Linked DNA regions of Homo sapiens: region 2 is linked to region 1. A link is a contact called in ENCODE Hi-C data. All regions are on one chromosome and are shown on one strand. Each heading gives the region's core, a stretch centred on a gene start or an enhancer-like site at or near the end of the contact. The rest is flanking DNA. Distances are from core to core; before and after follow the strand shown. Region 1 holds the start of TTK (TTK protein kinase). Region 2 overlaps LINC02542 (long intergenic non-protein coding RNA 2542).

The links. A loop is a pair of places that touch in the nucleus more often than their neighbours do. Pooled maps may share reads with other maps.
Region 2: a pooled map shows a loop between it and region 1 (3-fold over the local background). The contact joins the enhancer-like site here to the promoter of TTK in region 1. A Hi-C loop is called at or near these places in 2 of 50 pooled maps.

What each region holds. Positions count from the first base shown.
Region 1 is chr6:80,002,247-80,008,692 of GRCh38, forward strand. TTK (TTK protein kinase) reads left to right here and starts at 2,403. Exons shown (of 22, transcript NM_003318.5): 1 at 2,403-2,467; 2 at 3,596-3,736; 3 at 5,563-5,785; 4 at 6,140-6,246. The coding sequence starts at 3,598. RefSeq lists enhancers at 1,440-2,314, 1,885-2,004.
Region 2 is chr6:81,995,785-82,002,930 of GRCh38, forward strand. All of the region lies in intron 3 of LINC02542 (long intergenic non-protein coding RNA 2542), which reads right to left. Among named protein-coding and RNA genes, the nearest start is that of LINC02542, 100 kb to the right of the region's middle. Within about 2 kb of position 1,792, at least 6 of the 41 ENCODE cell types and tissues checked have a DNase peak (open chromatin) inside an H3K27ac peak, as active enhancers do.

The DNA.
Region 1 (6,446 bases), core at 1,153-3,652:
GCATTTTCATTAACTAAACCTCAGACTTTATTTGAATTTTACTAATTTTTCAATTAATGTCATCCTCCTGTTTCAGGATCCAGTTTATGATATCACAGTGCATTTAGTTGTCATGTCTTCTTAGTCTCCTCTGTGATGGGGTGGTATTAATTTTAATAATATATTTTATTTAACTCAATATAGCAAAAATATCATTTTAACCTGTAATTGATATTTTTAAAATTATCAATGTTTATTACTTTTTCTTATTCAGTCTTCAAAATCCAGAGTGTATTTTATACTTAACAGTACATCACATTTCATACTCAGACACTTTCACTGGAAATACTTCATCTGCATTTGGTTCTCACAAAATTTACAGTTGAAAAAGTAGGTTCATATACTTACATTGTTCCAAGTATACTTAAAAGTCTTCCAATAAATTCATGACTAATGCAAGTTTAGAAAAAAGAAAGCAAAAAAAATTACTTTAAATAGTTTAAAAATAATCCCATTAGATATCAGTTTTCAAATTTAAATATAAATTTAATTAATCAATTAAGGTTAATTGATTTAAAAATTCAGTTCCCAGTTGCACTAGACATACTCAAGTGCTCAATAGTCACAGACCATCACAAGGACTTTTGATTTTATTCCGAGCTAGAAAGGGAGCACTGAAGGGTTTTGAGCAAAGTAGTGACATAATCTGATTTAAGATGACTTTGCTATGTCAGAGAATAAATTGAGGTGAGGCAAGGGCAGAAGCAGGGAGACCAGCCAGGAGGCTACTGCAGGTAACATCAGTTAAGTGATGCAGATGCCTTGGACTGAAGTGGTGGCAGTGGAGGTGGGGAGAACTGGTAGGAGTCCAGGAATCTCTTGTGCCAGCCCTGACTCAATCTGCTTATGAGTTAGATAAGGGATCAGGGATGACACAAAGGTTTTGGGGCTAAAAAATTTAAGACAATGAATTTGTCTTTTATAGATTTTGTAAAAAAAACAGGTTTGGGTAGGAAGATCAGGGGCTTGGTTTTGGACATTTTGAGTTCAAGATGCGTATGAGACATGTAAGTGAAGATGTTAATAAGTAGGCAGTGGATATCTGAGTATGGAGTTGAGGAGAGCTCAGCTAATGATACACATTTGGGAGCCATCAACATATAGATGGTATTTAAAAATAGAAGACTGAAGGAGACCACCAAACGAGAGTACAGAAAGAAGTGTTAGGGTGAGGTCATCCAGCAACAGTATTTTAAGGAAAATGCAAGCTTTGTGATCAGGCCGCAAACAGATCAACGAGAATTGGAGGAATAATAAACTCTTTCCAGGCAGAAGCATTAGATGCAATGGTGCAAAGGTAAGTGATTAGCCAACCATGGTATAGCAAGTCATTTTGCTCTGCTGAAGCAGAAATACTAGCTAGCTGACACAGAAAGATGCATTAAGTGATTGAGAAGGGCTCTCACGCTAGCTGGGTGGCTATCCAGAGCTGGGAATGTGAGGGTTCTAAGGATAGCTTTGGAGTTAACAAGTGACAGCTGCAGTTAGTTTCCTATACATACACAAAACCAACCCGTCCTACCACAGAATATATGTCATAATGCTGGCACAACAGACACATCCCTTTTAGTTTTGCAGACGAGGAGTAACCGTTGCCCTGGACCACAAAGCCACTTAGCGGCAGAGCCTCGCACCCGCGAAGATTATTACTAGGGAGATGTTTTTACCCCTGAGGACACCTGAGCCCTTAAGTGGGGCAGGCTTCGAGGGAGGGGGGCCGATAAGGCGACTTCAGACAGGGCAATCACGATGGGCGCTTGAGTTCTGCGCAGAATTTTGACAAGGGGGAGGGTCTTGGCTTGAAGACAGAGCGTGGAGTCATTTAAGGATAATGGAAGGGCATAAGCAGAAGCTCAAGGATAAAAAGCACTGAAATTCTTGAGCTGGCGGCAGGGCTGAACGTAGCTCAGTGAAAGATCCTTTCTTGCCACATCCTCTCTAAGCCAGGCTGTGAGAACCGCGGGAAACGAAGGAGAAGGGTGGCGGTGGGGTCAGTAAAGGGCCGGCCCAAGGTGCATCTTTTAGGTCCTGATGCTAGGAGCAGCCGTCCCTGCCCCTATATTCCTCTCACTGGGTAGGTTTGCTCGGGAGTGGCTACCTCCCAGGCAAAAATTCGGCCTGGTTAAACTGGAAAGACCAGGAAAGCCCGCCCACGGGCGTCCGGGGAACGCCTGCAAAGTGCCAGCACCCTACCAACCCAGGCGCCGCACGGGTGGGGTCGCGGCCGCAGGCTCTTCCGGGGCGGGCCTAGCCTGACGCAGGAGGAGGGGCGGCCCCCGTCGCACAAGAACCAATCACGACTGTCGCTTCTACGTGGCTAGCATTGACCAATAGGAGACCGTAGTGATAGCGACGGGGAAATTCAAACGTGTTTGCGGAAAGGAGTTTGGGTTCCATCTTTTCATTTCCCCAGCGCAGCTTTCTGTAGGTAAGTTCTGTCTTACCGGTGCACCGGCGCACTGAGGAACAGCCGCAGCCGGTGTAGGGGCTCATTGTTAGCGCTGGTCGGTGAGGGGTGGGGCGAGGTGGGGGCAGCTCGGAGCCAGGTATGCGACGCGGCTAAACGAGCTGGAGGGGGAGGGGATGTCTCACTGCCTCAGCGGGTCTGGCCGGTGGGGTGATGCAGGAGGTTTTGTTGAGGAAGTAAGAAGTGGGTGTGGCCCACGCTGGAAAGAAGGGGTGGTGGGGTACCTGCGCACAAGATCGTTTTCCAAAGGACAGTCTCTCTTGTTTTGGGGGTTAGAACTGGGAAAGAAGCGGGTGGCCGTGATCTGACAGTTATCTTTCAAACCTGACTTAAGAGGTGGAGTGATACCTTGCTGCAACTTTATGACTTTTTTTCATTGTTAAACCTGAAGACGGGGCAGCATTGTTATCAGTGACACTGAGTTGGTGTTTGAGAGTCACAAAGATACGATTAACAATAAGACTGCAGACACTTTATTGAACAAACACCACCACCATGCAGATAAGCAAGTGCTCAGTACCAGTACAATAGTTTCTTAGTGTTAGATTAAGGTAGCAAATCGTGATTCTGCTAGATATGCACAAGAATAAATCTGCGGATTTCCTAATTATCAGTAAAGCCCCATCATGTTTATATTCTGCTTTGAAAGCACTTGCACTGGAAGATTTACTCAAGTAAAGCAGGCGAATAAAGGAATTGTTATTCCCATTGCCAAACGAATTCTTTATGTCTATGTCACTACCAGAATCCAAGCAATCTTTATGTGTATGTCGCTACCAAAATCCAAGCAAACACTCTATCATATTTTTTTTAAGTGACACTAAATTTGCAGATTTCTACAGTGTGACGTCATTGATGTTATATTGGGGGAAAAAGTATACTTGGCCTATGAAACCTTGGTGAATAAATTACAAAGATGTGTACCTTGTTGTTGTGCACTTACCTCCATTAATACTAGCCTAATAATAGCTGCATTTAGATGTGTTCACAAAACGAATGCTTTAGTCGTCTGGGTTCTAAAAAGCTAGTGCATTTTTTTCTTTGATGCTAGTTAAAGTAGGAGTTATGACTGTTCAGTTTTTTTCTTAGAAATGGAATCCGAGGATTTAAGTGGCAGAGAATTGACAATTGATTCCATAATGAACAAAGTGAGAGACATTAAAAATAAGTTTAAAAATGAAGACCTTACTGATGAACTAAGCTTGAATAAAATTTCTGCTGATACTACAGGTGAGTTTTTCTTTTCTTTTAAGTTAGTAACTGTTTGTTGGGTATCCTCTAAGGTAAAGATATAGTACTAATCACTTTATTTATAATTTACTCATGTGTTTATTGTCTTTCTCCTCCATTAGAATGCAGGCTACATGATGGCAGGGTTTTTGTCTGTTATATCCACAGAACTTTGAATGGTGTCTGGCACATGGTAGGTAGGCACTTAAACATTTATTGAACAATGATTAATGGGTGAAAATGCCCAGAGTTTAATACTCTAGCTCTTCTAAAAGTATTAGCTCAGAAGCCTGATTCTTTACTGTATTTCAAATGGTTGGTCATTTGAATGGTGACCTTTGGATAATTTTCTTACATCTATACTAACCTTTAAATAGATGAGGAATTGAAAATAAATGGAAGAACCTGTGATCTAATCATGGTGGCTGACTGTTCACTTTGAAAAAACCTAGAAAATGATAGTTTTAGTGTTAAGCAAAATCTTAATGGAGTATAATTGTGCTTAATTATGTCACTAACAAAGGTTGTACATCAAGGCAATTGAGTATTTTAAGTACTGAGGAAGATTCAAAGATGCTTAAAACCATAGTTTCTTTCTAGATGAGAATTTATATATTCACTATGCTACATTGTAATGCATGCTGGGCATCATAGGAATACTAGCATGATAAAACACAAATGTTTTATTTGTTGATTAGAGGAAGAATAGGGTACTCAGGCATGAGGAATGCATCTGCAAAGCCACAGATGGCAATGTGTGTTTTTTAGACATTTCACAGACTAATTTCTTAGGAAAGCAATAGGAGGTAAAAATAGAAAATTAAGGTCAGACCAAATTAAATTTAAAACGACAAAGCAAAGTTATGCATGCACTATATTTTAGTAGAAAGTAGAAACAAATTTTATTTATAAAAGTAAAGATGTAGGCTTTGTTGAAAGTGACTGAAGTTAATAGAAGGAATAATAGCTTCTCTGGAAATCTGAATTTAATATTGCTTAGTAATAACCAAAATATCCTGAACAGAAGACTGACATTCAAGTTATCTTTTTAAAAAACTAACACTGAAGAAAGTAAAAAGTACATTTCAGTGTGAACATTTTGTCTGAAGGTTATTCTTGCTGTTTCTGTTGGTTGGGGTTCCACAGAGAGAAACCTGACAGTCACAAGAGGTCCTATAAATTCCAAAGGTCTAGACCACGGTAACTATGAGTTTGTTGGACCAAGAAATTATCAGGGCCTCTAGCAGAAATTTAGGTTACTTGGAGAGAAGAAAATGATTGTCTCATTTGTTTATTTTTTGTAAAGCTGGTTTGGTTTTACAAGTAAGTATGAGGTATACAGAGATAATGTTGAATGGTTAAGGTTGTAAAGAAGGTTATGTTAGGACTGGAGCAGTAGGTTTAATGAATAAATCATTGATGGGAGAATTTTCTAAGTTAATTAGTACAAGTGGCAGTGGGAGAGATTTAGTTTTCTATGGATAGGTAGGATGCTAAAATTATAGTTATCCTGCAACAGCATAAAATTTTCTTAAACTACATACAATTTTTAAAGGCTACTTACAAAAAAACTCACTTATTTCCAAATGTTTTCTTTCCTTCAAAATATATAGCTTTTGGATAAAGTATACCTTCATAAAAGATAAATACACGATAAATAAGTTACTTGTATTTATATGAACTTTTACAATTTTAAAAAGTATTATAAGGACTTTATGTACATTGATACTGACAGTACAAATGTTTGACTATATTTTGAAGGAAAAATGCAATTTGGCATTTGTTTTATGTCTTTTCTTGTGATATATTTTGTTCCCCTTATTTAGATAACTCGGGAACTGTTAACCAAATTATGATGATGGCAAACAACCCAGAGGACTGGTTGAGTTTGTTGCTCAAACTAGAGAAAAACAGTGTTCCGCTAAGTGATGCTCTTTTAAATAAATTGATTGGTCGTTACAGTCAAGCAATTGAAGCGCTTCCCCCAGATAAATATGGCCAAAATGAGAGTTTTGCTAGAATTCAAGTGAGATTTGCTGAATTAAAAGCGTAAGTATTAGCATTTTAACTATGTTCAACTATGTTACATAATATGTAACTACACTGCAAAGAGAGAAAATAAAAAACATGGCAGTATTGTGAGAAAATATTAATTTTTTTACCAAATACTTTTGCTTATAGTTAACAAGAGACTAATGTAAACTCTTTTCTATGCACGTTTCCACAACAGTTTACTTATTTTAAACTGCCTAAAAAGATTTTTTTAAAATAACTTATTAGTATTTAATTTTACCCACAGAAAAAAGCAATATCCCATGTTTTTTGGAAAATTGAATGAAGCATTATCAAATTTAAGTAGCTATGTTCTTTTTCTTAAATTTTGACTCAAATCTTTTATTACAGTATTCAAGAGCCAGATGATGCACGTGACTACTTTCAAATGGCCAGAGCAAACTGCAAGAAATTTGCTTTTGTTCATATATCTTTTGCACAATTTGAACTGTCACAAGGTAATCTGAAAATGTCAAATTCAAATTTTAAGTAAAGGATAACTTATTACAACTTACTTCCTAATATTAAATCATATATATGAAGTGGAAATTTGAGGCAAAAGACATTAAAGTTGATCAGATGAGAATATGGGGAGAAAATGCCACCTAAATGTAAATGCAGAGAATATCTGTTATACTAGCTTTTCCATGTATAAAGA
Region 2 (7,146 bases), core at 542-3,041, 2.0 Mb after region 1:
CATTGCAGTAAGAGCAATTAAAGGAATCAGGAAAGTAGAATGCTGCTTTCATTTCATTAGGAGGGTAATATTAATCTAATCTTTGGACAAAGTGAAAAACAACATTGGATAATTACTTTTCAGTTGAAAGATTTCACACTTAAATTTTTTAAATTCCCCCCAGTTGAATAGTTTATATCCACTACTTTCATTCCTCTCTATGCTCCCATCTCTTAAAGTAATCTGGTTTGGCTCCTCCTTCTTCACTGAACCTTCCCAAGAACCACAAATCTGCATTGTTGCTATCCTCAAAGGCCCTTTTTCTGTTTCTGTTTTGCCCTCTTTCTCCTTGCATTCCTTGTAGTTTTTAACATGTTTCATCTTGAAGTAATGCTATCAACCTCTGGGATGAGGCAGCATTTCCTGAAGCTATTCCTTCTTGTTGGTCACTTTGATGACTGCTTTTGTCAATCCTTCCCCACCTCCCCAAACACAGGCTTTTCACAAGGTTGGAACCTTTGCCCCCTCTCTCAAATATTCATACTACTTCTTCTGGAAAACTCATTGACTATTAATACTTCAATTATCATTTCTATATGTATGCCACCCAAATCTTTAGCTATCAAAGATGCAGGCCCACATCTCCAAAGACGAAGTGGTTGGTTCGCATAGACATCCCACCATTGCTTTTAACTCAATATATTTAAAATAAAATTTCTCATCTCCCCTAAACACACACTCACTCGATGACTATTTTGGTTCATAGGCCTCTCAAGCACCCAGACCTCATACCTCTGAGTCATCTCTGAAAACTGTTACTCAAACCATCAGGTTTAACTCAAATACTCATTTGAATTAGTTAGCTTGTTTTTTTGAGTGCTAAGTCTTGATTTTCTCATCTGTAAAATGGGGTTAAAGTAGAGGTCAGATGAGAAGGTCAGATCACAGGTGTGACTGTAATCAAGAACTTAGACTGCCGCATTCATACTGGATGCCATGTGCATATTAAATTGTTTCACTCAGGCCAGTACATGACATATAATACATACTCAATAAATATTTGCTGATCAAAAGAACGAATGAATAACTGATTGAGTTAATGTGACCTTTCCTTCTTTTGAATTCCTATTGCATTTACTGTCTGCTATATCATCCATTTGACTCAGATTATATACTACTCAGTCTCCTGTTAACATTTTAACTATATTTGACCTGACTTCTTGGATAGGCATTCAGATTCTTCAGATTAGACACCTAACTTACCCTTCCTTGTGTTTCTTACAGGGCCCAGCAAAGTCCTTAGACATAGCAGGCATGCACTACTATTTGACTTTATATCTCATTTATAAGTCTTAAATGTATATCAGCTAATTTTTTCCAGTAAAGGAAAGTGGTACACATTATTTTGCAAGCACATATTCTTGAGGCTTTTTAAATTTGTGACTCATACCTTGGTTCAGAAACTAACACTAAACAGTGATTTTAGTGGCATGATGAAAGAGGGTTTAGTCAGGCCTCCTCACTTTTCAGATTTGCTTCAGTTCAGCCATAAAATTCCTTCCCAGCTGTATACCAATAGCCAGGGGCATTTTTACCCCGATATAAAATGTAATCAAGCTGCTTCTAGCTATGTTAAAGTAATCTATATACTGTGGAATTACAACTACGCAGCATGCCAGAAATAAGAGAATTTTTTAAAATGTCTTACTTCACGATGGCATTTCTACACTCAAGCAAACAACTTTCCTGTCTTTCTTCCTCCTCTCTTAAAAAAAAAAACTTGCTCCTCAAGGGGAAAAAAAACAGTACCCACACACTGGCCAGCAGAGTAATTATGATGAAAGGGGAAATATGTACGTGTCAAACAGCACAGCACAGCTTGGGTTATCTGGTCTCTATGAAGAGAACTTTTCAGTTAAATGTGAGTGGGTGAAATTGCTGTGTCACCCACAAAAGTATTTTCATTACCAATTTCCTGGCAGACTTTTACTCACAGCTCTATCTTTATTACTCTGAATACTGGCACATTAAATATCCTAAGATCTAATAAAATAGAAATGAATGAATGATGGGCACTTCCCAGTCACATATGAGCCCAACAGGGTTTTGCATCTCATAAGTTACAAGTAACTCCCATGGGCCAGGCACATCAGAGACAGATTAGTATAATGGGCCTAAAGACTCAGTACATTTACCAGCTTGAGTGACTCTTTAATTTCTGTTTCTGAAATAAACTTCTCCTAGGTGTGGTTTTGACAGTTTGTGCTCCCTCAAACTCTCCTAATATAGAACTTTTAATATAGAGTGCTAATGGGGCAACCATGAAAAGTATGGATTCCTATATAATAGCCCTTTATTAGTTTTCTAGGTCAGCTTTAACGAAGTACCACAAACCGAGTGGCTCAAACAACAGAAATTTATTGTTTCACAGTTCTGGAGGCCTGAAACCTGAGATTAGGGTGTCAGCAGGATGTTCACCCCAAAGGCATCAACCTTAGAAGGATGGTTCCAGGTCTGTCTCCTAGCTTCTGGGAGTTCCTTGGATTTGGGGAGCCTAACTCCAATTTACACATGACATTCTTTCTGTGCGCATGTATCTCCATGTCCAAACTTCTCTTTGTTATAAAGATGCAATCTTCACCATAACTTGATCATCTACAAAGACCCTGTTTCCAAATAAGGTCAAATTTACAGGTACTGGGAGTTAGGACTTCAATATTTTTAGAGGGGACAGAATTCAAACCATAAGAATCCCCATTCAGTCAGTGTGGTTAATCCCAATACATGAGGGAGAGCAACAAAAGTCAACCTTAGCAACACAGATAAACAAGCAACATTGGTATTTGAAGCCACAGAAATGATAATGCCTTCCACTCTTCTGAATCATAATTCACATTTAGGTTAGATCAAATTTTGTTTTTTTTTCCTAAAAAGTAAGCAAAACTGTCTAAAATGAAGGAACGATGACTCCTAAATAATCATACAAACTAACTTTTCCCATATGAATCACCATGAGAATAAAAACTGGAGCATTATCAGCTATACATGAAGATAAATGGACATCTTATAATAATAATAAGAACAACGAAGGCTGGGCACGGTGGCTCATACCTGTAATCCCAGCACTTTGAGAGGCCAAGGCGGGCAGATCACCTGAGGTCAGGAGTTCAAGACCAGTCTGGCTAACATGGTGAAACCCTGTTTCTACTAAAAATACAAAAAATTAGCCAGGTGTGGTGGCACGCACCTGTAATCCCAGCTACTCGGGAAGGCTGAGGCAGTAGAATCACTTGAACCCAGGAGGTGGGGGTTGCAGTGAGCCGAGATTGTGCTCTTGCACTCCAGTTTCGGCAACAAGAGTGAAACTCCATCTCAAAAAAAAATTAATTAATTAAATAAAATAACAACAATGAAAACAGGGAGGGATGTCAGCAAGATGATGGATTAGGAGATTCTAGATGTCATGCCCCGCCAAAACACCAATTTTGGTAACTACCCATGGATGAGTATATCTTTGTGGGAATCACAGAGTCTAACTGATATTTCAGCACTCCAGGGGAACACAAAATCCAAGAGTGGACGCACTGAAAAGGCTAGACATAAATCCTATTAATCAGCTTTCACATTCCACCAAGAGGTTTGCCCGCAGAATGACTCACCTGAGGACCATCATAATCAGCTGACACATGCCTCCAGGACCCCACATGCCCTCCCCATGGACAGTACCCTGTGCATAGCCCACATAAAATCCCATTCATAGCACACATATCTCAACAGAAGGTGTGGATCTTAGCAGACAGCTCAACCCTGCTGATTTGAATAACCTTGAACATTGCCCTAGGAAAAATAAATGGGAGCCTCATAGCACCAGACCTGGTGTTGCAGAATCCAGAGACAGCACACAACCCCTAAAATTTCTCCTCTTATAGAGAACAAGAAGAGTAAAATTGATACATCCAGAAAAAGTCTGAGAGACTCCCAGAATCTCTAGCTGGGCTTGCTGGTGAAGGTCTTTCTCTCTTGAAGCCAGTCAGTAAAGAGTAGAGAAGACGATTACTTCTTCAAATGCAACAAGAGTAACACAAGTCTACAAGGAGCACAAAGAATCAAGGAAATATAGCAGCACCAAAGTAACAAAATAAAGCTCCAGTGGACTAACCCCAAAGAAAGGGAGATTTATAAATTCCATGATAAGTAAATCAAAATAGCCATCCTAAAGCTCAGTGAACTATGAGAGAGTGCAGAACACTAGACAAAATCAGGAAAACAATACATGAAAAGAAAATCGGAAGTTCAATAGAGACAGAGAAACCACAAAAAAAGAGCCAAACAAATTCTGGAGCCAAAGAATACAATGTCTAAAGTGAAAAAAAGAATAGAGAGCTTCAATAGAAGAATCAGTCAAGTAGAAGAAAGAACCAGCAAACACTAAGACAGATCATTTGAAATTACCCAGTCAGAGGAACAAAGATAATAACAATAATAATGAAAAGAGTGAAGAAAGCATATAGGACTTATGGGACACTGTCAAGCAGACCAATAAGCATATCATGGAAATCTCAGAAGGATCAGAGAAAAAGAAAAAGGCTAGAAGGTTATTTAAAGAAATGATGATGACCGGGTGTGGTGGTGCACACCTGTAATCCCAGCACTTTGAGAGGCTGAGCAGGGTGGATCACCTGAGGCCAGGAGTTCAAGACCAGCCTGACCAACATGGTGAAACCCTGTCTGTATTAAATACAAAAAATTACCCAGGCATGGTGGTGCATGCCTGTAATCCCAGCTACTCAGGAGGCTGAGACAGGAGAATCACTTGAACCTGGGAGGCAGAGGTTGCAATGAGCCAGGATCACATAATTGCACTCCAGCCTGGGCAACAACAATGAAACTTCATCTCAAAAAAAAAAAGAAAGAAAGAAAGAAAGAAAGAAATGATGACACAAAACTTCCCAGATCTGGAGCAGGAAATGAACATGTGGCTACATGAAACCCAAAGAACTCCAAATAGGTTGAGCATAAAGAGATCTTCATTGAGTCACATCTTAATCAAATTGTCAAAAATCAAAGTCAGAGAATTTTGAAATCAGCAAGAGAAAAGCTGCTCATCTCATCACTTACAAAGGAAGCTGCATAACATTATCAGAACATTTCTCAGGAGAAACCTTGCAGGCAGGAGAGAATGGAATGATATATTCAAAGTGTCAAAGGAAAACAATCACCAACCAAGTATATTGCATCCAGCAAGCTGTTATTCACTGGTCAAAGTAAATATAGAGTAAATTCACAGTACAATAATACTGTAATGATGGTGCAGAAATCATTTTTAGTCTAGTGTTAAGGTTAAAAAGACAGAAGTTTTAAAAAATATAGCTTCAATAACTTGTTAATGATTACATATTATAAAAAGATGTCAGTAGTGAAATCAATAACATAAAATGGGGTGAATAAAAGTTTAGAGTTTTCATATGTAATTAAAATTAAGTTGTTATAAGTTTAAAATACTGTTATAAGATGTTTTATGTAAGACTCATGATCATCACAAAGAAAAAATCTGTATTAGATGCACAAAAGATAAAGGAATAAAAGCATACCACTACAAAAAAATCAGGCTAGAACCTCCTGATTCAAATAACAAAGAAAGACAGCAAGAGAGAAAGGAACAAAGGAGCTACAACACAGTAAGAAAACTATTAGACGCCAGAAAAGTGGCTCTAAATAAAAGAAAACAATTAGCAAAATGACAATAGTAAGTCCTTACCTATCAATGACCACTTTAAATCAGTTTAAATTTATTACATTTTCCAACCAAAAAACAAAGACTAGCTGAATGGATTTAAAATAAAACAAAAACAAGATCCATCTAGATGTTGCCTATAAGAGACATATTTTAGTTTTAAGGATATACTTAGGCTTAAAGTGAAGACATTAAAAAGATATTTCATGTAAATGCTAACCAAAAGAGAGCAAGAGTAGCTATATTTATATCAAAGACACTTTAAGTGAAAAACTGTCACAAGAGACAAAGAATGTGATATAATTATAAAAGGATCAATTCCTCAAGAAGATATAACAAGTATAAACGCAGTGGATCCTCTGTATGCACAGCTTTCACATCCACCAGTTCCACAAATTAAAAATACAGTTAGGGTTACAATGGTTACATCTGTACCAAACATGTAAGAACTTTTTTTTCTTGTAGTTATTCCCTAAACAATACAGCATAACAACTACTTGGGTCACATATATATGTATTCGATATCACAAGTAATCTAGAGATGATTTAAAGTATATAGGAGTATATGTATAGGTTATATGCAAATACTATGCCATTTTATATGAGACTTGAGCATCTGTAAATGGGGTGATGGAATCAATTTCCAAGGATACCAAGGAATGACTGTATATATGCATTCAACATTAGAGCACTTAAATATATGAAACAAACACTAACAGAACTAAAGGGAGGAATATACAGCTTTACAATAATAGTAGGTAAATTCAATACCTCACTTTTAACTATGGATAGATTACCCATTTAGAAAACCAGTACAGAAACAGTGAACTTGAACAACACTATAGAAAAATAGACCTAACAGACATAAACAGATCATTCTATCCAATAGCATTACAATACATATTCTTCTCAAAGGCACAAGGAATATTCTCCAGTATGGATCACATGTTAAGCCACAAAACAAATCTTAACAAATTTCAGTAGACTGAAATTATATCAAGTATATTTTCTAACAATAACAGTATGAAACTAAAAATCAATAAGAGGAAAATTGGAAATCTTATAAATATGCAAAATTAACAAATACACTCCTAAAGAACGAATGAGTGTAAGAAGAAATCAAAGGGGAAATCAAAAAATATCTTGAGACAAACAAAATTGGAAATATAACGTACAAAACTTACAGGGTGCTGAGGAAAAAAAGCTCAAAGAATAAAGTTTGGTGCTATAAGGTCTACATCAAGAAAAAATAAAAATCGCAAATAAACAACCTAACTGTATACCTCAAATGAACTAGATTTTTTTATTTTTTTTTTTGAGATAGAGTCTTGCTCTGTTGCCCAGGCTGGAGTGCAGTGGTGCAATTTCGGCTCACTGCAAGCTCTGCCTCCCGGGTCTGAGCAATTATCTTGCCTCAGCCTCCGGAGTAGCTG